3 separate regions of the Mus musculus genome follow, and regions 2 and 3 are each linked to region 1. A link is a loop called in an ENCODE intact Hi-C map of the cell type or tissue named here. Cell type or tissue: heart. All regions are shown on one strand.

Evidence for each region. A loop is a pair of places that touch in the nucleus more often than their neighbours do. Peaks named below come from ENCODE experiments on the same cell type or tissue, not always from the same donor. Only the 100,000 strongest peaks of a DNase experiment are listed, where the experiment ranks them.
Region 2: a loop joins it to region 1, with 5 times the contacts of the local background. A loop is called at or near these places in 15 of 42 quality-filtered maps.
Region 3: a loop joins it to region 1, with 8 times the contacts of the local background. A loop is called at or near these places in 3 of 42 quality-filtered maps.

What each region holds. Positions count from the first base shown.
Region 1 is chr12:81,911,480-81,919,479 of GRCm38, forward strand. It overlaps Pcnx (pecanex homolog), which reads left to right. Exons shown (of 36, transcript NM_018814.3): 4 at 1,186-1,231; 5 at 1,907-1,996; 6 at 6,186-7,901. Among named protein-coding and RNA genes, the nearest start is that of Pcnx, 55 kb to the left of the region's middle. In heart, no CTCF peak of the experiment used is centred here; a DNase peak (open chromatin) is centred at 4,262.
Region 2 is chr12:81,856,176-81,864,175 of GRCm38, forward strand. Pcnx (pecanex homolog) reads left to right here and starts at 3,855. Exons shown (of 36, transcript NM_018814.3): 1 at 3,855-4,349. The coding sequence starts at 4,197. In heart, CTCF peaks have their summits at 3,733, 4,309 and 4,952; DNase peaks (open chromatin) are centred at 706, 3,736, 4,636 and 6,476; H3K4me3 peaks cover 3,954 bases; H3K27ac peaks cover 4,183 bases.
Region 3 is chr12:81,831,744-81,839,743 of GRCm38, forward strand. No RefSeq gene overlaps it. Among named protein-coding and RNA genes, the nearest start is that of Pcnx, 24 kb to the right of the region's middle. In heart, a CTCF peak has its summit at 4,602 (motif pointing right); no DNase peak of the experiment used is centred here.

The DNA of each region.
Region 1 (8,000 bases):
TTTTCCACCCACCTAATGCTGGACTTGCAGGGGGGCGGGGGCATTGTTGTACTGGGTGCTAGAGATCCAGTCAGATCCTCCTGCGTGCAAAGCAAGCGCTTGCTGGCAGCGTTCTCTCCAGCCCCGGAAAGCTTAGTTTTTATTGCTAACATCAAGTTTATAGTTTAACCTGTACATATTTTTGTTTTCTTTTTCACTGACAAATTCTTACACATCACAGCATGCATCTCCAGTGTCTTTACTTTTGAGATAGCAGTTAGTGGCCGTCCTGGTTAATTTAGCCTCCCCTGCTCTGCAAGTGGCACAGTTACCCATCTTCTGAGCTTACTCCTTGAATACTGTGGCTGCAGTGACTATGAAACGGAGGGGCAGGGAGCGTGTAAAGAAAATAAGTACTCTATGATTTAAGTTTTATTTGCGATGCTGAATGTGAGAAACTGTCTTGAGTCCATTTAGACTTACTGGAAGAGTTTCTGCAGCTTGCCAGTTTAGTTGGCAGAATCATGCTGTATTTTGTTTTCTTACTGTATTTGTGGAATTTGTGGTATTTATTTATATGAGTGTGTAAATGATGTGTATACATTTAGGAAAATGCTAGGCCATCTTGAGTATAAACTTTGAAGGCTCAGTTACAATCTCAGTGGGTGCTGAGAGTTCCTTTTTTTAAATTTTTATTATTTTTAAATGTTCTAACCATCAATAAAAAGTTCCTCTTGTCTTAGAACTAAGAATAGTAAGACTTGATGTTGTACTCTGTATTTTTTTCTCCTCAAACTTGGTTGTTTTCTGCCCTAAGAAGTCCTATGTTTTGTTTTTTTCCCACAGACTCAGTGTGTGGCTTTGCTTCTGGTTTATAACACAAACGTGCCATGATATAATGTAAAATAATGATAATAACTCCTCAGTGCAATTTGCTTGAGGTGGCAGGTGTTTGCCCCAGGGCCCCCATCAGTCTTTAGTCCACAGAGGCTCCGTCAGTCGTCTTTGGTACACAGAGGCTCATCAGCAGGAGCCGCAGCAGCTGCGTGCCTCTGAGAGAATGTGCCCAACAGGTGTCTTTAATATCGATGAAAATGACTGATAGCATGCCAGAGAAGATGATTTTGATAGTCTTGTGCTTTGGATTAGTGGTGACTTATGGCTGGTGGGTAAATTCATTTTTTTTTTTCCTTGTCTTGATTTCAGATTGGATCTGGATCCTCTCGACTTGGAACAGCAGCAACTATTAAAGGTACCTTACTGAGCACTGGCTATTCCTCTCTCTGAAAGACAGCCTTCCACTAGAGGGAATTTTTTAAATACGCCAGGGCATAACATGATCTTATTAAATTGTCTGATTTAAATTGTGTTATCATTTCATCATTTAAGTATCTCAAGAATATTTGAACATTTGTATTATTTATAAGTTTTGATTTATTAGAAACATTTTGGCATAGGGGATATGTTTTCCTAAGTATGGGTTCAGCTTGTGAAAAACTAGTTTGCTGTGCCAGTTTTAAATGTGATCATAATTGAAACATTAAAAGAGAATTATTTCCCTAAAATAAATGTATGGTTTTGCTATATAGTGCTGTAGTTTCTAACCTTCATGGGGAAGGACATTTCCCTCGTTTCAGTTTTGTTATAAAGTAGTTGGCATTTCTTTTTAGAATCTGCTTTTTAAAAAAAGCTAACACTAACTCTCCCATATTCTTTGTATTCTGTGTTAGGTGTTATGTTGTTAGGTCACATTGTCATTCTCTCCCATAGTCTGTCCTACTTGGTAAGACAGTCAGAGCATTCAGCACATAGTGAGTAGTTGCTGGTGTCTGACCTGCCTTAGGTGACAGGACCTCCCACTCTCTGTCCCTTCTCTGCTGTGCCTTTGCTTCAGGGTCATGCCTGCATGTGTTTGTCTACATTGTAGGAGACACGGACACTGCTAAGACCTCTGATGACATAAGTTTGAGTCTGGGCCAGAGTTCTAGTCTTTGTAAAGAAGGAAGTGAAGAACAAGGTAAGCATGCTTGCGGTGGCGCTCTCCCACCCCCAACCTTAATTATTTCTTCCTCCTCTTCCTCTTCTTCTTTTAAAATTTATTTATTTTATACATGAGTACACTGTTCCTGTCTTCAGACACACCATAAGAAGACATCAGTTCTCATTACAGATGACTGTGAGCCACCATGTGGTTGCTGGGAATTGAACTCAGGACCTCTGGAAGAGCAGCCAGTGCTTTTAACCGCTGAGCCATCTCTCCAGCGCCCAAACTTCATTTCTCATAGGCATATTCTGTTTATTCTGTAGCTGGTATTTGAAAGTTATCTTGTCATTGTTAAATTGCTTTCGAGGGCCCCTTCCCCCCTCCCCAGGCTTCTAGACAGACTGCGTGGTATGGATTTCATTTTCTTTCTTTGAAATTAAAGGTAAATCAGTTACTTTTCATTTTGCAGTCTTCATTTCTATAATGTGTACCATTATAATGTCTTGACAACCAGGTCATAGTCTTAGAGCACTGAGTCTGCTTGCATTTAGGGGTCATATATCTTTATCTTATTGTATATCTAAAAAGCACTAAGCAAGGGTTTTGTTGTTTGTGTTTTATGATAATCTAGCTGCTTGAGATTTATACACATACAACTCTACCATTGTAGCCAGGTATAGAGGAGCTTAGATAATGTCTGGAATTCACTAGTCTGTTGTCTAGCTTAGGAGTCCACATGCTTATTTTTGCAGAGGCCTAGGTAGCTCTGCAGCTCATCTGTCCCCTCGGTACCCAGCTCTGTTGTTATGGAGGGGAAGGATCTCTAAACTACTTGTGAGTGGACATGGCTGTACCAGACTGCCGTGAGTCCTTTACAAACACGGTCAGCCTGGATTCCACAGTTCTTGCTTGGTTGGTTGTCTTCATGTGCATTTACCCAGCTCTCACTCCAGGCTGTTGGTACATCACAGATGAGCCCGTTATGACTTTAAAAAGAGTTGTAGGAAACTTACCCACACTCATAGCCAAATTCAAACTACTATACTACTTTAAAATAGTGTAAAAAATACTTATTGTTTGTGGATTTGAGTTCGTGGGTGTGAGTGTGAGTATGGGTGGGGGAAAGAGAGAAGGAGAGAGAGAGAGAGAACTGAACTCAAGAATAGCATCCACTGTTAATGCAGGAGCCATCTCTCTGGTCCCTCAAATAGTTTGTAACTTGGCTTTTATCTGTTCTTATTATGTACATGGCACTGTTTTAAATATTGTAAATTAATCAGTGAATAGTTTGTACTCTCTTACGGCTTTCACGGTCTTATTATGGAGTTGTAGTACTGTGAATCAGTTATAAGAGTAAACAGATGGAGACTACGAAAAGTGGTAATCTTAAATAGAGTGGCTTTTTACCTACATCGAAGACCTAAAGAGAGCCCCTTCTCTGCAGGGGCAGCAAATGCAAGAGGTGTGAAGTCCTGAAGAGCACACCTGTCAGGTTTGAAAACCAGCATGTGTGGGTGGTAGAATGTCTCAGAGGGCATTTCTAAAGATACTTGTTCTAATTCCTGGGGAGATGAACTGCCATCGTAGCCCTGACTCTAAGGCTGTATCAAAGGGGTGGATGCTGAAGTTGGGAGGTCGTTTGGATGGCCATTGTAAACATGAGGGTAGTAAGACATGGTCTATTTACATTCTGTGTGTGTGTGTGTGTGTGTGTGTGTGTGTGTGCGCGCGCTAATAAGATGCTGTTAGAGGATTTTAGTAGTGTCCTATAAGATTTTAATAGTACTATTTGGGATGGACAGCAGGAACAATGGGGTGTCCTTTCTAAATTAAAGACAGGAGAGAATGGAGGCTGGGGTGGGACATCCAGTTGGGGCATATTTAGTATGTGCTTCTTTGGGACCTCAGTGCAGTCATGAGAAGAGAGAAGTCAGGTTAGGTGTCTGGGTTTGACATTTAGGAATTGTCAATTTGCAAATACCAAGCAGCCCAGCCAACACATTAAATATGGGGTAAGAGCTATGCATGCAGGCTCATGCCTAGAACTTGGGAGGGTGAGACAGAGGATTGTTATGAGTTCAACGCCAACCTGGGGCAGCAAAGTGGCAAAGTGAGTTCTAAACCACCCTTTATTTATAGAGACCTTTTCCAAACAAAAACAAAAAAACAAAACAAAAACACCACCACCACCAAACAACAGCAAAGCAAGCAAAGTGCAAAAGCACACACTGAGTCGGGTTCTTCTGAAGTTGGTAAACTGATGGGGCAGCTCTGCAAGGTTTGCAGGCACAGGGTTTCCATGGTCCTGGCTGGGCTTTGTCACCACCTAGTGGCAACTGTGTGAGCTGCTGAAATGCTGTTTGGGACTGCCAGTTTTTGAAGTATATAAATGTGTGTGGTAACTTCATTCCTATTATAGTTTTAGGAGAGAGTGTTTGCTTTTACCACTGAGATTCAAGTGAACACCTAACCCTCCTCTGAGTTATAGTTTGTCTATATGGTTACAATAATTAAAGCATAGTTTTCTTTTTGTTGTTTTTTGTATTTATAGCTCAGACTAGCCTCAAATTCATGATCTTGCTACCTCCGTCTCCTAAGTGCTTAGATTACAGGCATGTGTCACCACATCTAAATTAATTTTCTTTTGATGAAGCTAACATCAGGTTCAGGCATCCTTTCCTGTCAAAATGAAGGTTTTAAAAGTCAGCTTTTGTGTAGGTAGATGGACTTTTTATGTCTATTACTTTATGAAGTCTGTATGATAATTTAAGTCAGTAGCTCCTACTGTAAATAAAAGATGAAGGGATGCTCTTATAACATAGAGCAACATGTGTTTTTTTCTTAAGGGGCTTACTTATAATTGCTTCATCAGTAATGAAAGAAAATATAGGATTTTAGCCTGTAATTATTACTATTTTTTGTTAATATTTAACATATTCTCATTGAGGACATGGAACATGCTGTACATGATTTTGGGTTTATTATATTTTCTTCTTTGAGGATTTCATATCCACACGATGTGTTGTGATCACATTAACTCCCACTCCTCCCTCAGCTCTGTCCAGCTCCATCCCCTGCCCCTGCTACTTCATCCCAGCTTTGAGTCTTCAGTTAAGTGTGTGTGTGTGTGTGTGTGTGTGTGTGTGTATGTGTGTACACGTAGTTTGTGCTGTCTTAGTATAATCACAGGTGTGGGTCCATTCAGTGGAGCACCCTCCTAGGGCACCCCTAAAGTGATTCTTCCTCCCCCAGACACACCACCATATGGCACATCCCTCAGAAGTGGGGCCTGTGAGCTCCTGTCATTTTGTGACTACCACAAACTATGAGATACCTTGCATCATGTTGTATTTCGTTTGAGCATTGATCAACACTTTGATTCTGTTGTTTGTTTCTTCCTACTGTAGTTCATAACTTTTTATGTGACTGATCAACACGGTGGTGGTTGTATGTGTATTTGTGTAATGTGGACATACATGTGCTATGATGTGTGTGTGGAGGTCAGAGCACAGCTGTGTGATGTTAGTGTCTCCTTCCCTCTTCAGGCTCCTGGCATATACTCAGGTGGCCAGGATTGCACAGCAAGCCCTTCACCCACTACATCATTTTGGAGCTCCATTCTAGGTTTTTGTTTGTTTGTAAAATAATCTTACTAGTGTTTCCCAAAAATTAAAGTATTTCCTGAGACACAATATTAACAGTTACTATTAATTTTGTTTTTAAAATATATACATATAATTATATATGTGGATATATTCAGCACTTCCTGCTTGCTACTGAACAAGTTTGATCACAAATCTTTTAGATGAAGACACAAAGGCTCCAAATGGTAACCTAAGGTTATCTATTTGGAAGTTAGAAATAGAGCTCGCAGCAGGCTGTGGTGGCACACACCTGAAATTGCAGACTCATGCTGGATCATGAGGACCTGAAGTTCAAGGCTAACCTAGGCTAAATACAGAGATCCTCTTCAAAATCGAGGTGGGGGAAGGAAGAGGAGAGAACACACACACACACACACACACACACAAACTTTTTCTGAAGCCTTTGAAGAGCTCAAATGATTTGACAGTTCCGTTCCTTCCATCAGTTAGAATGGGTCTTTGGGTTGACTGGTTAGCTCTGCTTGAGGTTTGCTCATACTTGACTTACTACTGTATACTGTGAGTTCTTTTCTTTGTTAACCAGTGCAGAAGCTGACATGTATCTGTATTTGGCACAGATTTGGCGACTGATCGCAAGCTCTTCCGCCTGGTCTCCAATGATTCCTTCATTTCTATTCAGCCATCCTTGTCCTCTTGTGGACAGGATTTACCAAGGGACTTCAGTGACAAAGTGAGCCTGCCAAGTCATAGCCAGCACCACCGTGTTGATCAGTCACTGTGCAGTGCCTGTGACACAGAAGTGGCTTCTCTTGTACCTTTACATTCGCACTCTTATAGGAAGGAGCACCGACCACGAGGAGTGCCACGGACTTCCAGCTCTGCCGTGGCTTTTCCTGACGCATCACTGAGTGGCCTCCCTCTTTATCAGCAGCAGCAGAGACGGGGGTTAGACCCTGTTACTGAGTTAGACTCATCTAAGCCTCACTCAGGCACTCGAGAGTCCTCAGCGGGCAAGTCCTGCCCTCCGGCACAGTCTCAGCCTGCTGCTGACAGAAGAAAAAGTAGCTCCCAGCCACCTACAAAGTGTGGGAAGAGCAGGGCGCTGAATGCGGAAAAGAGTGTGGACAGTCTCAGGAGCCTGAGCACGCGGAGTAGCGGGTCCACCGAGAGCTACTGCAGTGGGACCGACAGGGACACCAACAGCACCCTCAGCAGCTATAAAAGTGAGCAGACCAGCTCCACTCACATCGAGAGCATCTTGTCTGAGCATGAGGAATCTCCTAAAGTGGGAGACAAGAGTGCCCGGAAGAGAGAGTGCGGTGCTGACTCAGTGGAAGAGAGGAGCCATCGGGCTGATGACCGAAGGACTAGCAGTGACAAGACTGCCCCAGAGGGAAACACACCTGCTGGGCCTCCCGAGGCTCCAGATGCTCAGGCATCTGAGGAGATGGCTGACCAGGCTGCTCCCAGCAGCTCTGCATCAGAAGATGCCAATAAAAACCCCCATGCAAATGAGTTTACTGTGCCTGGCGACAGGCCGCCTGAGCAGAGTGCAGAGAGCAAAGAGGAGCAGAGCGAGAAGCCCAGCCTGGCCACCGACTCCAGAGTTTGTAAAGACGATGGTGGGAAGCAGAAGGAAGGAGATGTCCGGCCCAAATCCTCCAGCTTAATCCACCGGACAACTTCTGCCCACAAGCCAGGCAGGAGGCGCACAGGAAAGAAACGGGCCAGCAGTTTTGATTCTAGTCGCCATAGGGACTATGTTTCCTTTCGAGGAGTCTCTGGAACCAAGCCGCACAGTGCTGTATTTGGTCATGACGAGGATTCTAGTGATCAAAGCGACTTGAGCAGAGCTCCCAGTATTCATTCGGCTCACCAGTTCAGCAGCGACAGCTCTTCCAGTGCCACGTCTCATTCCTGCCAGTCTCCCGAGGGCAAATACGGTGCCCTCAAGACCAAACATGGCCATAGGGACCGGGGCACAGACTCAGACCACACGCACAGAGCTCATCCAGGCCCTGAGGGAACCACCAAAAAGAGGGCCTCTCGGAGGACTTCCAGCACAAGTAGTGCCAAGACGCGGGCTCGGGTGCTGAGCTTGGATAGTGGCACTGTGGCCTGTTTGAATGACTCAAACAGGCTGCTGGCACCGGACAGTATGAAGCCCTTAACCACTTCAAAGTCAGATCTTGAGGCCAAAGAGGGAGAGGTGCTGGATGAGCTGTCTTTACTGGGCCGGGCTTCCCAGCTAGAGACGGTCACACGCTCCAGGAATAGTTTGCCAAGCCAGGTTGCATTTCCTGAAGGGGAAGAGCAGGATGCAGCCACTGGAGGTGAGTAAGCTACTGCAGCACTGTGGGTTGACCCTGTTGCTCGGAAAGTACAGTTCCTCTGTGTTAGGAAAGCACACGTCTCTCGGTGAACACGGTGGT
Region 2 (8,000 bases), 55 kb before region 1:
AAAAAAATAGATCTGCATTCCTGATTGGAAAGTCCTGACCCTGTGCTTTCTGCAGCCCGTCTACACCGAGTGCATTGATCTTTAACAGCTTTTTGATGGGCACCTGGGGCACACTAAAGAGCACCCTGCCAGCTGGGGCACACTGAGGAGCACCTGGGGCACACCGAGGAGCACCCTGCCAGCTGGGGCACACTGAGGAGCACCCTGCCAGCTGGGGCACACTGAGGAGCACCCTGCCAGCTGGGGCACACTGAGGAGCACTTTGCCATTGAGCATCAAGGAATGTGGTTCACTTGGAGGCACAGAAAGTAGCAGACAATTAAGTGCTAAGTGAGTGGGGAGGGGGGAGGAAGGAGGGGGGTAAAGAGAGGGAGGGGGCAGTCTTTATGGATTTTAGAGGGCTGATAGCTCTAGTGTACATAAGAGCACATAAACAGATTGATAACTGGGTGGGCTGATAAACATACACCTTTATATGCTGATATCTACCAATAAAAAGGGTTTCCTGCTAGGAGCAGGGGCAGGTAAATGAAAGGGACTATTCAGGTTAATAGGGAGCCTTGAAGACTTGGCTAAGGTAGGTTATTGGAGGGAATTAAAAGCTTTTAAGAAGAGTAGATTAGGGAAATTAATTTGCTGGTAGAAGGTACAAAGGTTTTGAAGGGGGAGGGACTGGCGGCAACAGGCTGTTAGGTAAGAGCTGCTGACAGCATCCACCAGCAGGCTTGATTTGGCAACACAATGGGCGTGGACAGGAGAAGGAGCAGGCGTTTAGACCTTAGGAGAGGGTCCAAGTCTGAGCAAGTAAGTAAATGCTCTTTTCATTAAGAGAGAGAAGAGGATCTGGTCTCAGAAGAGACATGGATGTTTTGTTTTTTTGTTTTTTGTTTTTGGCTTTGGGTAGTTGGCACAACACGTGAGCCTTAAAGGGATTGACACCTAATAGACAGGGCTGTATCATGGATGCCTCTGTCACAGGTGGGCTTGGGTAGAGTCATTAGATGGTTTCCACTGCTCAGTTTTTCCCTTTTCAGGAAGGAGAAAGCATCTGCCGTGGGTGCTCCCAGTCCTCAAGGGGTCTGTGAGCCAGTCAGGAAACATCATTTTAATGGGATTAGCTGAAAGATGAGCCCATGTCAGGTGGTGGTTTGGCAGCGTGTCACGGCTGCTAACTCTGACATGTTAAGTATAACATTATTGATGACTTTTGGGCCTGGCTGGGAGTGTTAACATTTAGCAAATTAGATGTCTTCATTTTTTTTGTCTGGCACTCACGTTTTATGAGTATGACACAGGGTGTGACCTGGGCAAACCATTTAACCTCTCTGTGCCCCTGTGGACAGCACAGGAAGCATGTGGGAGCACCTGCAAACATTTTGAAAGCTGCGAGATGAAAAGCCTGTAAGATCTGCCCCTTCCTCCAGGGACTGAGTCAGTCATCTGGGAAGGTCAGTCTTTTCTAGGCCTTCTTTCAACTGCCAGTTAATCTGCATTCTTCTAAAAAGCTTCTACCAGTTCAGGGTGAAAGAGGCAGTTTCTATCTGCCCTCTTTTAACTTTCTGGCCCTGCTGTCCGGCTGCCCCTTTTCACGTAGAGACTATTGCTGTATAGCTCCCTTCTTTAGGTTCTGGGATTAAGCCCAGGAATGTTGGAAGGGAATTAGGGTTTTACATTAACACCCAGGGGCCTCAACATACTGTATCCACACAGTGTGAGAATTTGTCCCAGTTCTAGGCAGTAAGCTACTTTCCCTGTTAAAGTAGCCATCAAATCTGGCCTTGTTCTCTTGGGTCACCAGAATTTGCCCAGCACCTAAACTTAAGGCCATGAATTTAGACCTGGAAAACCTTAGCAGCAAGGTTGGGGCCTTGCAATAAGCAACATATTTTTCTCATTCTTGCCATAACATTTCCTTGAGCTTCCAGGCTGCCTTGCAGCTGTGTCGGCTCCTCACATGTTGGAGATCCCTGCTGCCGGCTGCCTTCCTGGCTTGCTGCGGGTTTGGTTCTATATCCACTACGTACTCTTTTCTGGTCCAGCTGGGTCTGCCTCCCACCCCACGGATGAGTCCAGTGCTAGACCCCATTTCTCCCAGTCGGCCTCGCTGTGACAGTCCATCCTTTCATATTAAACCACAGTGGATATTTGTTGGCATGGAAACTAATGTGCTATTGGAATTTTATCCTGGTTTACATCTTCCTTTGTTTTGGAAAGCTTGGGATCGCTTCCAGTTTCTCAAGAGAGCTTTCCTGTCTCCTTCAGGAGACACAAAAGAAAACTCAACCATCTTGTGCCTGTGAATCAAGCCATTAGGTCACTATTTTAATTATAATATTGTATTACTTAATCTTGATTTTGTTTTTAGTCATACATTTAAAATATATGTTGATGTGAATTTATTTACACCCTTTAAAGTGCTTTGAACTTAGATCACTTTGTGATTATACAACGGAAAGTGGTGTTCTTCCTACCTGAAAGGTTCTTACAATCTCTGGAAGGCTTCTTAAAACTTTTTGGTTTTTCCCTAGTCTCTCACCCAGTTTCCCTAGAGAGATAATGTGAGAATTTCCTTTTCTAAGTCATTCTGAGGTGATGCCCCCATCACCTTTGAGAACAGCTGACTATATCCTTAAGCCTGAAGGTCCTGCCTGAGTTCTAACTCCTACCTGAGTGGATATGAAAGGCTCAGTCCATGCTGCTAGGATGAACGCTGACTTCTGAGCACTCCACAGCTTATTACTTATGAGAACCTGGGCAATCACTCTGAGTGGCAGAGCCCTCACTGGTAAAAATAAGGATAGCCCTGGCTGTGTTAAAGGAGCGTTGTGAAGGTTAAGTGGAGCAGGTGTGAGCATAACCAGCTATACAGTGGCATGATACCCAGAGGCACTGCGATGGGTTTTAACCACTTCTTAAAATGTCACCAACTGCTCTGTCTCACTTGCTTTCCTCATTAATTATAGCAACTTTAATCTGGGAAAACAGAGTACGTTTATTGCTACAATAAACTCAACCTTCAAACCCTTAAAAAAAAAAAGCCATCCAGTGAGATCAGACATACTTCAGAAACATTAGACTGGGCCAAGAATGATTCCCAGTTTTCACAGCTATAAAAAGAGAAGTACAAGACCCCATTCAAAGTTTGGGTGGAGTCAGGAATCTTTCAACTCTGCTGAGATTGGCCCATTGATAAAAATGGTTACTAGTTGCACCACATGAAAAAGAAAAGTTGTGGTGCAAGCATAACTTGGTCATGTCATACTTTTGTATCTCTTGCAGCTTGTATTAATTTACACCTATTTGGAAGCAGTAAAGCTTCTAGTTCTTGACGTCGTCGCCCTTTTTCTCACTCAAGCTGCTTCGGGTCCAAAAAAGGGTAACACAGTTCTTTTCAACTCTGCTTTAATTCTTCCAGTCCTGCAGTGTCAAACTCAGACAGTTTACCCCCAAATGTTTTTTACTTGTTTTGTCTTGGGCAATTGCCACAAACGGCAGCCCCTGCAAGGTCTACGAATTCTGGAAGTCTGGAAGTCCGCTCGACTTTAAAGAGCTTGCAGTGGTCGGTCATGCCCGGTGCAGTGCCATCCGGGTTGCAAACTCGGACCCGACCGGATCCCACCCCACCCCACCCCACCCGACCCCACCCCACCCCACCCGACCCCACCCCCATCCCCACCCCGGCCAGATGCTGCTTCTGCAGGCTTCTCCCAACAGGAGGCGCCCGTGCGACCCAGGCGCTGCGCGTACCCGTGGGGACCGCTCCGCGGGTGGAGGGAGCAGGAGGAGGAGCCGGAGGGGGCGCGGCTTCCTCCGCGTCCTGCCGGGCGCCCGCTCGCCTGCTCCGCCGGGCCGAGGCTGGCGGCCGGCGGGGGTCGCGGCGGCGGAGGCGGCGGCGGCGGCGGCAGCGCTGGCGGACTGGGCTCGGGCTCGGAGCTCGAAGACAAGATGGCGGCGGCGCTCAGGAGCCCGGCCTCCTCCTCCTCCTCGCCGCTCTCCGCCCTGCCGCTCGCCGCCTCCTCCTCCGCCGTCTCCTCCTCCTCCTCCTCGTGCAGCAGCACCAGCGAGCGCCGCGGCGCCGGGCCGCTCTCCCGGAGCTCGGGAGGGGGCTAGACCGGTCCGCGGGCGCGCAGGCGACGAGGCCGAAGCTGGGGCCGGGGCGGGGACGGCGGCGGCGGCGGCGGCGACGCCGGGTGGGGATGGGGTCGCAGACGCTGCAGATCCTCCGGCAGGGGGTGTGGGCCGCGCTCAGCGGCGGCTGGTACTACGACCCGCACCAGGCCACCTTCGTGAACGCGCTCCACCTCTACCTGTGGCTCTTTCTGCTCGGCCTGCCCTTCACGCTTTACATGGTGAGTGGGGGCGGGGACGGGGACCCGCAGCGGACGCTCGGCTGTGATCCTCGGGGGCCCGGGGGTCGCGCCCCTGTCCTCCCCGCGTCCCGCGGTCCCGGCGGCGGGCGGACGCTCCCCTCCCCCGCTGGCTCCGCTCCGGGCCCCGGGTTTCCCGTGTTTTCAGCACCTCCCTTCCCGCCGGTCCCCGGCCGGGTCCCGCTTTCCTAGCGCCTCTCGTGCGGGTCTGCGTAACTGGCGCCCCGAGGCCTTCCATCGGGGGTCCCCGGTCGTTCCCCGGGCCTCGGACTATCTACCTCCCGCTCCCCGGGGGCATCCCCGCCCGCACCTCGGCCCCCGGCTGTGTGCGGAGCCCGGGGGAGGCCGTGCGCGCTCCGGCAGAAACGGAGTCGCAGGGTGTCCCGGCTCGTACTCGCTTCCCGTGCTGGGGGAAACCCCCAGCGGGCTCGCGCCTCCGCAAACCGCTGATCGGTTGAGTGCGGGTTCCATTCGGTTCAGCCCCGCGGCGAGGGACCGCGGTGTTGTCAGGCTAGCGCTGCCGGCAGGGAGCGGGGAGATACGAGAGCCTGGCTGGCGTTTGTTTGCGTTGGTTCAAGGCCTTTGACTGGCTGGGAAAAGGAGAGTGCCGCCGCCTGTTGCTTGGTGCTCTCGGTCCAGTTTCTCTGAAGTGTTTTTGGTGTTCCCAGACGGTTTCCTTCTATAGCCAAGGCTGGCCTGAGAGTCACTGTGCAGTCCAGGCCTCAGGAGTGTTTTTAGAGGATGTTTTCCTGAAAGATGTTTGCACATTTCTTAAAAATAAAAAATAAAATAAAAGCACAATTTTAGGTGGCACATTTGAGAAAACAAAGCTTTCAAATTTTAAAGTGATTGGAAGGAAGGATATTAACTTTTATTTTCAGGGAATTTCTGCTAACTTCATGGTTCTTCAGAGGGCTAGAACAAAGGTGCTGGGTTACTAAGTCCCCGAATGGAGAGTATGAGAAGTACCGCGAGTTAGGGCAGCCTATTTGCCTCTTTTCTCAGTATCACTAAGGCAGGAACATGCCTTGGGGGATGGCGAGTGTGTGTGTGTGTGTGTGTGTGTGTGTGCTCGCGCTAAATGTCACATTGTCAAGCAGATTCTGATTTCTAATAGGAATGTGTTCGAAGGGACTTACCCCAGCTTAAAGGAGCTGTTTATTACAGGACTTGGTCTTGTCAGATTCTGAAAATTTATCATTAAATGTTATAATTTCTGTTCATTGTGGCCGATCGGGTTCACTCTGCATCAGCATCCCTTCCAGGAGTGCGATGTCCTTAATGAGCAGCTCTGTGGCTGTGGTGGTGAGGCGGCCCTTCAAGCTCACTCGCTTTCAGAGCTGCCCTCCCGGGTGTCCAGACAGGTTGTACATTAAAGGCAAAATGATCGTTGGGAGGTCAGGATTTGTTGCTGTGCTGTGTAAGGTTTGGGTCTAAGCCTCTTTGTGGAATTAACACCACTGAGGACTTCAGAGGAAGCGGAAAGCCATATATTGAATTACCCGGGAGTTTATTCAGTTAAGCTCGATTCTCAGGTATTTGAGTGTCCGCTGTGCACTAGGTACTTTGCCAGGTTCTGGGAAAATAAAAGTGCTTCACTTCAACGAATGGCAGCTCCACTCTTCCTGAAGCTTTAAAAGCTCTCATAGGCTTCTCTTTCTCCTCACTCCCAGTCCACGCACAAAGCTAGTGAGTTCTGTCTTTAAAATCTGACAGGAGTCCATCATCCCCCAGTCAGGCCTGGTTCAAGCAGCTCTGCCCTGCTGGGTACTTGTCTGGGGTGGGGGTGCGGGCTGGCAGGGGGTGTGTGATGGCATTTGTATCAAGGCTTGCTGTTTCTGCTCTTGCTTCCCTACACACAGATCAGGATTCTTTGAGGTCCTGTGACCCTTGTGCGTAGACCAGCTTCCCCTCTGCCCTTGCTCTGCCCCTTTCTATACTCAGTTCGACTGCTTGCAGTCTACCCAGCAGCTGACATGTCGTCACTGTGCCCTGGGCTGGGTGTGCTTGCCCTTCCTACTCTGTCAGGGGCCTCTCCCTTCCAGATGATTGTGTGGCCTGCCTTTGGTTAGGTTATTTCGGGTTTCTGGCGTGTGAGACTTTCCCTGATAAGTAACATAGCAGCCTCTGACCTCTTCTGCCCGCTTTCTGAACAGCGGTTTCTGCTGGCTGAGGCACACACTCACTTGCTGGTTCTGTCACCCTGTTGCACCGAGGAAAGCTAATAATAGACTTGAAGCTCTGACCAGGCAGGGGTTTCTCTCTGTTCATTGCTGTACTCTTAAGGATGTAGAGCAGTGCCAGACTGACACACAGTAATGAGACGTTAGACATATGACTGGCAATGGATCCGATTCACTTTTTTCTGTCAGGGAACTTAGGAGTCTAGGCTGGGATAAGCAGCAGCAAGCTTAGAACTGTAGGGACGATGAATGATCAGAGGTCGTGGTCTGGAACTTAGCACAGAGGAGTGTAGCAGTTTAGGAAACAAGCTAGTGCTATAGTAGTGAGGTCAATAGTGTGACATATATATCCAGATCAAAGCAGAAGCTCACCTTCTGTATTAAAATCTCACCCATGGTTAGTATTCATGTGTTCTTCCAATAGTAGCTGCAGGTGACGGTGACTTTACTGAGTTTGTGTATAGGTTCTTAGCCCAGCTAAGTGTCCCCGTTGTGACTTGTTTTATTACCTTAGGCAGATACATGAACTGGGTTTTATATATGACTTTTTGAAGCCAAAATCACCATTCAGGATCCCCTTAGGCATGGATATACTCACACACACTCCCACTCCCACACACACACACACTCTCTGTCTCCCAGCTTTTATAGGTCATTCAGAGGGGTAAGATATAGATTCTGCTATTATTGTTCTAGATAGGGAAAACCAAGAAGAAAAGCTTCCCTCTTCACTGATTATCTTGTTTTCCTTGTTAACTCCATTTATATCATTCTAATTGTTAATGTACATGACTTAGCATGGGTGAGAACTTTGGGATAGGGTAGCTTTTTCTTTTCTGGTTTTTTGGATGAAAAGTTCACTGGTGTGCCTATTACCTTGATTTTTGAATATTGGCTTTGCTGTTGATTTGCAAGATCACCTTCCTGAACCTTGGTTTGCTCATGTATAACGTATTTCATGAGTATTTTGCAAGGAAATAATTATAAAATAGGCTATTCACTTTCAGAGTAGCCTTCAGTGAATGGCGTTCCAAAGACTGTCTAATTAGAATTTTTCTCTACAATGCTGCATGCCTAGAAGAGATTAGACAGTGCTGAATTTATTGAAGGCAACCATTATTCTAACACATTGCTTCATATACAGTCTTTGTCTATGAAGAGTTACATGTCTAGATGATGAAATTCATTAAAATGTATTTACATTAAGATAGACTGAGTGCAAACTGTTTATTTAGCACACATGAGACTCTGGTTGCAAATCTGGGCACCTGTCTTTCTCCAGTTTGTTTAAGTAAGAGGTTCTCAGACCCTACTGGACATTAAACATTACTTGACAGTGTTAAAAATGTGTCCATGTACAAACTTGTTCAGGTTCAGAACATCTGGAGTGCGGTTCACTCATTTGTATACTGCATGCTAGGTGAGTTCAGAGAACTAGATCAGTGTACCC
Region 3 (8,000 bases), 80 kb before region 1:
AATCACAGCAAAATAAGTGAGTCTTTAAAAGGCAAAAATCACATATCTTCTCTGGATGTGGAGCCCAGATTTAAAAAAAAAAACAAAAAAAAAAACCTAAGATGATGTAAAAGGGGGAATATTTAGGAATAGAAGAGGGATCAGCGGGAGGCAGGGTGGAACAAGGAAGGGTAATGGGAGGGTGAATGTGACCAAAATATAGGCATGGGTAGAAATGTCATGATAAAAACAATTATTTTGTGCTATTAATACAAACAGATAAAAGATGAATGGGAAAACAAAGAAAAAGCCACAGGGCTCCAGTAGAAGAGGAGGAAAAAAACTATTAGCCTGATCACTAGTAGAAGCCTTCCAAACCCAGGAGGCTTTCCCGGGGATGAAGACAGCACTGCAACTAACACAGCAGAGAGCTAGAAAGGCCACTGGCTCTTGTGATTTGGGAGGAACCAATCACTTTCTGTAGGATTAGAGCCCTGTGCCACAGAAGGAATTTGATACCCATTACTGTAAGCTTGACAGAAGCCAGCAGCTGCGAGACTGTAGATGTAGAAGGGGACCCAGTATAGTTGTTTTGCTAGATGGCCATGCTCTCTGTTCTATTTAGGGTTTCTACTGCAGTGATAAAACACTATGCCCAAAAAGCAACAAAGGGGTTGATTTTATCTTAAAACTCTCAAGTCATGTTTGTTCCCCAAGGGAAGCAAGGACAAGGAATCAAGGGAGGAGCCTAGAGGCAGGAACTCAAACAGAAGCTACGGAGTGACGGTGCTTGCAGGCTTGCTCCCATGGGCGACTAAGCCTCCTTCCAGCTGCTCAGGAGTAGCACCAGCCCCAGTGGACTGACCTCTCCCACATCACACATTAGTCAAGAAAATGTCCTATGAACTTGCATACAGGCAATATGATAGAGGCATTTTCTCAGTTAAAGTTCCCTCTTCCCAGACAACTCTAACTTGGGTCAAATTGACAAAGCAAACAAGCAAACAATGACAATAACTGGGAAACGGCCAAACTGCCTTCTCAATATTTAATTTTAAACCTACAGCTTTGTGCTGCTTACAACCATGCCCAGAGAAGCTCGATTTTTACAATAGGTAATGGTTAAGGCCTCAGAGACCCATAAGTCATCAATACTGGGAATAAGGGACGGAATACTCAGCTCTAAATAGGACATCTGTATCAAACCCTTCCCTGAAGCCAAGGGAATATCAAGGAAGATGGGTAGAAGAAAAAAAGTGTAAGAAAGGACTAGGAGATGGGAAGGAAGGTCATGCTATCTTATGGGCTTGGCATGGACACTGTACTCATGAACTCCTAGCAGCTATGACTGTCTGCATGAGACAGGTGGAAGATCGAACCAGTCTGTATCCTCACATGGACAGATAAGGCCTCATGTGGCCCTACCTGTAGCTAAAGAGCTATTAGCAGTTGATGGCTGCTGGGTCATGTCACTGGTAGGTTGTCCATGTCCCAGTGAATGACCGCATACCCATGTACATATAGGCACACAGGCAGCACTAATTTGGACTCAGTGGTTAAAAAAAAAAAAAAGAGGAAGGAGAGGAGATGAAATTAGGAGGGGGAAGTGTCCATTGTATGCTTGCTAGATTTTGGGCTGTTTGTGTGTGTGTGTGTGTGTGTGTGTGTGTGTGTGTTTGGTTTTTGGGTTTTGGTGGGGTTTTTTTGTTTTTTGTTTTTTGGTTTGGTTTTTTTTTGCTGGTTTGTTGGGGTTTTTTGTTTTTATTTTTGGTTTTGTTTTGTTTTGGTTTTGTTTTGTCAGCTTAACAAGCTAGAGTCACTTTGGAAGAGGGACTTTAATTGATATATTTTCTCCATCAGATCCCCTATAGGCAAGATTGTGTGGCATTCAAATAAATAAAAAATACATACGCGGAAAGGACACTGGATATGCCAAACCCCGGCTTTCTGTATTTAAGCCAATGGATATATTTATGATGGTAGCTAGTTTTCAGATTATACTGGATTATCTATCGCTTACCTATGTTTTCAGGTGTTCTACTGATAAAGTGTGCGTACAAACAGCCCGATAGGATCCCCAGCTTGGATCACTTGCTCCGACTATCCTTCCTCCCTGTGCTTATGACAGCTACTCTCCTGAATGATTCAGCCTTCTCTTGCCATGGTTCCCTGACTGTCAAAGCCTAGATAGCAATTCAGTGCCTATGACCTCCTGTCCAGCCACCCAGCCAGCTGATGATGGGTCAATGGATTCATGTCAAGCCCTTAATGAGAGGAAACCATTTTGTTTGAAAGTGTAAGGTTCTCAAAGGAGGGGGGTGGGGAGGAGAAACCATCCAAATTCAAAACACATATAGCTCTGAGAGGAGAGAGAAATATGCACATTTTTCTCTGTGATGAAATGCATGGCGTGATTGTCACTAGGATGAAGCACCACAGGAGAACAAAGCATGAGGTCACTTGGAAAGATTAAGGCCATTTCTGTACAGAAGATGGATTTTGAAACCCCTCTCTCGGATGTTGTAGAACCATTGCAGAGAAATGGGAGAATTAACATTCTTAGCAGAGCAGGGCAGAAGCTAAGGCTGAGCAAAATATCACCAAGAGTGGAAGAGTTTTTTGGCTGGAAATTAGGGCTGGAATTTGAAAGGGTCATAGAAGCCAGATGGGGAGGGGGATGGTTATAATTGCAGGTCAAAGCATCACTCTGAGATGCAGGATAGGTCTGGACAACCAGGTAGTTTTGAGAGAAAGAGAAGCATAAAAAGAGAACACAGCAGGAGCAGAGAAGCACCTGGAGCAGGGGGTCTGCAACCATGAGCAAGGGCGGGAGATGCATATAACCCTCAATTTGAGGTAGGTAGGTCTAGAAAGAGAGCCAACACACACACACCACGGTGGGGAGGAGACAGACAGACAGACAGACAGACACACAGACACCTCAGCTCATCTGTTTGCACATACAGCCTCCAGCTGTTTGAGGCGACTAGAACGGTGGTTTGCAACCTGTGGGTCGAGACCCTTCTGGCCATTGAGGTAACCTAAGATCATCAGAAAACACAGATATTTGCATTACGATTCATAACAGTAGCAAAAGTATAGTAAGGAAGTAGCAACAAAAATAATTTTATGGTTGGGGGTCACCACAACATGAGGGACTACATGAGGAAGACTGGGAACCACTGCACAGATTGTTTAAGATATGAGGGTTGGCTGGGTGGAAGGAGGTCACCGTGAACTCTGCTGCACATTCCCGGCCATATGGACCCTACTCTCACCATGAGCCCAAATCACCTTTTACCTCTTTAGCTGCCTCTGCCAATGATGTCATCACAGCCCTGAGCCCAGCAGTTGCTGCAGATGGTTAATTTTAGGTTCCACATAACTAGGCTAAGAAATATCAGGAATCTCTCTGTTAAGGGTACAGTTGTCGAGGTGTCTCCAGAGGAGATTAGCATGTGAGTTTGAATAGTCAAGGAGGGGAGGACAGATAGACAGTGTAGGTAGACACATGGAGAGCAAACACTGAAAGTAAGCTGGTACCTTACCCAAATGCCTGCGACCCGCTCATCTCTGCTTTGGCCATTAGAACCCAAGCTTGCCATCCTTTGGGCTTCAGTGCTTATTCTTGAGGACCCTTCTGCAGATACTTTAGACTTCAACCTTTAGGCTTCAAACCAAGAGTTACACTTTCCCTTTCCCTTCTTTGGATACTTTTGGGCTTGAACTGAGCCACACTACCAGCATGCCAGGGAGTAAGCCTTCAGGACCTCTCAGCCACCCTAACTGCACTAGCCAATTCCCTAATAAGCTTCCTTTCAAAACATCTACCCGTGTAACCTTGACTAGAGCAGGCCTTCTCAGACTCTGGAATCTCTAGGCTATGCCTTGCTGGTTAGAAGCAGATACTTTGTCGTTCTTTTTTTTTTTTTTTTTTTGAGACATAATTTCTCTGTGTAGCCTTAGCTGGTCTGGAACTCACTCTGTAGACCAGGCTGGCCTCAAACTCACAGAGATCCACCGGCCTCTGCCTCCCGAGTGCTGGGATTAAAGGCGTGCACCGCTGTCACCCAGATGGCATTGATACTCCTGTGGGCAGGGAGACTGGGAAACTTGTGCCTCAGAACAAGGTGAGTGCTACATGTATCCAGGAGCCAGACAGGTGGGTAGTGCAGTCCTGGGAAGGGCAGGAGAGAAGATCACTCAAAAGCTGACTGGGCAGTGGCCTGGAAGGCCTACTACAAAAAAGCATCGAGAGGAAAATGATAGGGACAACAGAGAGGAACACAGGCCTCAGAGTCAAGGAGCCTCAAGTTGAATCCAAGGCTCTTTTATCTGCTGTGTAAGCTTGGGCAAGCCACTTAACCTCTCTGGGCCCTCAGTTTTCCATGACTAAAAAGGAGCATAATGTCTCTTTCCTGGAGTTATTACAAGGACTTAAATAATGCATGAGCAGTGCCTGGCACTTGGGGACATTCCGTAAAGGAGAACTGCTGTCATTACCCACATCATCTTTGTCATTTGTATTGAGCCATAGAGATCACCGCACTGGTTCAGGGAGAGAGAGAGACGATGATGATGAAGAAGCCACAGGAACATTGCTGAGAACAGGGAAGCCAGGAGGGGGAGCTGGACCTCTCCAGAAAGGATCATAGATGCCATTGCATAAGTCATTTGGAATTGTCAGCCTCAGTGCCTATTCTCATCCTTGGTGACACAAATACCCGTGTCACTGCCTTCTCCAACATTAAAACAAAACAAACAAGCGAGACAAAAAATGGAATCTCAGGTTTCTGCGAAACCAGCCACATGGCTCGACCGCCCCAGCTTATCCCTTCATCTTTTCTATGGGGAAGCTGTCATTGGAGAGCAGGGACACATACCACCTGCCCCAAGCTTTACAATCTTCTCTGTGGTCTGAGGACAGAACTCATTAGCTAAGTGGGGTCAAGCCCAGTAGAGTTAATGCTGACAGGCGACATGGGGGTGCGGGGTATGGGTGCTTCTGAGGGCCATGCATGACTGACCCTGTCTGGTGTAAGGGATGACTTCTGAGGGCTAGTACTCTAAGGTCACAACCTTCTATGGTCCCTGAGGAGTCAATATCAGTATGTCCCCAGATGAGGGGGCTGACTACCAGTTTCCAATTGGTATAGCTGGCCTACTCCTTTAATGTTTAATTGACCTTGTTATTAGTGCCCAATCCAATAATATCCACGTGCATTGTTATCTCCGTTAGTAATATCCACATGATATTAAGCCTTCACTCAGTCAGTGCTAGGCTAATGATAAGTTAAAAGCTGCTCTGTTGAGCCCATCCCCCAATCCTTTGCAGTCAGTATTGCTTGCTCTGTTTTAGTAGAAGCTCAGCGAGGCCCAGCGATTTGTCTCGAGTCACACAGCTGATAAAACCTGGGTGTGAGGCTTGGGTCCTACTGAATCAAGAGCTTCGGAGGTGACTTAGACGCTTACTGCTTTTCCTGAGCGTTAACACGGTACGCAGGCCACCAGGAACTCTCTTAGCATGAAGGCTTTGATTCAGTCCCTCCAGATGCACCATTTCTAATGATTCACTGAGCCTGGTGGATGCCGATGACCCCATGGCCCATACTTTGAGTAGCAAGGGGCCTGCCTGGTAGGTTTCGTCCACAGTAATTGGTAGGCTTCTCTTTAAAGAATGGTTTGGTCTTTTAGACAAAAGGGCTTTCTGTAAACCACTTATGGTGTGTAGGAATGCAGTTCAGTCGTAGGGTACTTGGACCCCAAGCACAGAGAAAGAAAAAGGAGATGGAGGAGGGAGAGGAGGGAGAGGAGGAAGGGGGGGAGGAGGAGAAGAAGGCATTTATAAATCGTGAATTCTAGTTCCGCACTGAGTAACAAATCACCACACATTTAGCACCTTCAATAACACCCATGTATTTTTCTCACAGTTTTTCCACAAAAACCATGGCAACCCAGAGACCTAGCTCTCTGCTCCATGTTCGTCACAAAGGTTGAATGAAAGTGTGTGTCAGCCAGTCTCTCTCTCTCTCTCTTCCTCTCTCTCTCTCTTTCTCTCTCTCTTTCTCGCTCTGTGTGTGTGTGTGTGTGTGTGTGTGTGTGTGTGTGTGTGTTACACAGTCTCAGACTGGCCTCAAACTCAGGAGCGTCCCACCTCTACCTCCCAGGTGATAGAAATACAGGTATGTGTGTCGACCTCTTTGGCTGTGCTCTTTCTGGAACCTTTGTCCAAATTTCTTCAGACTGCCCCAAATTTAACTCCAAGCTAGTGTCAAAGTGTACTTCCTGGCCGACACTCCACCATGGAGTACCCATTCTTAGCTCTGTTTCTTGTCTTGTTTCTTCTAGCTTTGATATAGAGACTCTTTCTTCTGTTGAGTTCCTCTCTTGGTTAGGTCAAGTCCATCCAGTCTCCCCATGTTAACAGATGTGAGAGCTCATTTATACCGCAAGTGTCTTCTCGACAGATGCCACAGTGGTTTTTGACTGAAAACTTACAAGAGATTCCTGAGCTGCCAGGCAAGGTATCTCAGCCTCTCCCAGAATTCTGCCTACACCAAGCATTCTGCTTTTCTCAGCTGAGCTGTTATCCACGGATCGGTATTGTTAGAGTTGTAGAAACTGAGACTATCGGCTGACCCGCTTCTGTTTTCACATACACTCATTTGCTGTAAGCCAAGCCTTCAGTGTACAATTTACCAGCCGTGGTTTCAAAATAAAACCAGACTGTCAATTTCCAGCAAATCCAGCTGTGCATCCTTTTCTTGTTGGTTGTATAAATTGAAAGTGTAAAACTGCAACTGATCCATAGGTCATCTGGGGCTCTTCAGGGAATCATTCGCTAGGTCCTTGGAAAGAGTGTCCAGATGCAGGCATGTTCAAATATAGCTAGTTCTTTATATTCACAGATGCTCACAGATCACAGGACCCCACAAACACCGGGGCTTGAGTTCTGAAGAGAGAGAGAGCTTTAGCTACCCTAATGTCAAGTACTGAACTAAGACGAGAAGAATGGGATCCATCTCTTCTGACTTGTAGCCCCTTTTCTTCCAGTGCACCCTGTGGTTATGTGGTTTTTAAAAGAGCCCAGCATTACGCCGGTGGTGGTGGTCTGTGCCTTTAATCTCTGTGAGTTTGAGGCCAGCCTGGTCTACAGAGCAAGTTCTAGGACATCCAGGGCTACACAGAGAAGACCCTGTCTCAAAAAACAAAACAAAACAAAACAAAACAAAAAAACCCAAAACATTAAAAAACAAACAAAAAAAAGAGAGAGAGAAAAAAACCAAGAACAGTAAACAAAAGTCCACTGTAGCTCCTCTAGTCCCTGGATTCCAAAAGAAGTCAGATAAAGAAGTCTGGAAACCTGAGGCAGTGGAGGAGGGGAGGCATTCCCAGGAACTTTTATATTTGGGGAGAATTCTTTTCTGCCCAGTAAGAGCCAAGGGAGAATCAATACACCCTCCCTACTGCTGCTGGGTTTCAGAAGGGAGGTAATGTTAGTCCACTTACACTGTAGCAGACTGTGTTATAAACAACAGAAATGTATCTCTTACGGTTATGGTGGCTGAGACATCTAAGATCAAACTGCCAATAAATACAGCATCTGGCAAGGGTCTAACTCCTGGAAGAACAGACAACTCTTTCCACATGCCCAAAGGGCAGCGGAACTGGCTGGGTCTTTTTCATACGGGCATTAATCTTGTGAAGCACAGCCCCAACCTTATGATCAACATCGCCTCAAAAGGCCAAACTCTGAATACTGTCACATTTAGAATTTGGTTTCAACATATGAATTTGGGGAGACTGGCATCTAGCCCATTGCAGTGGTCCACCAGCTGGTAGACCTAAGTAGGATACAGTAGTGGTTATAGTAGCTCAATATCATTTTCTTTTTCACTTACATTCTCTTCAAAAACTGCTCTTTATTTATTCTTTGATGATTTCATGCATGCCATACATAGGGTAGTATGCCTGGGAAATGCCCCCAATAGGCCTCAGACATTAAAACACTTGGTCCCAAA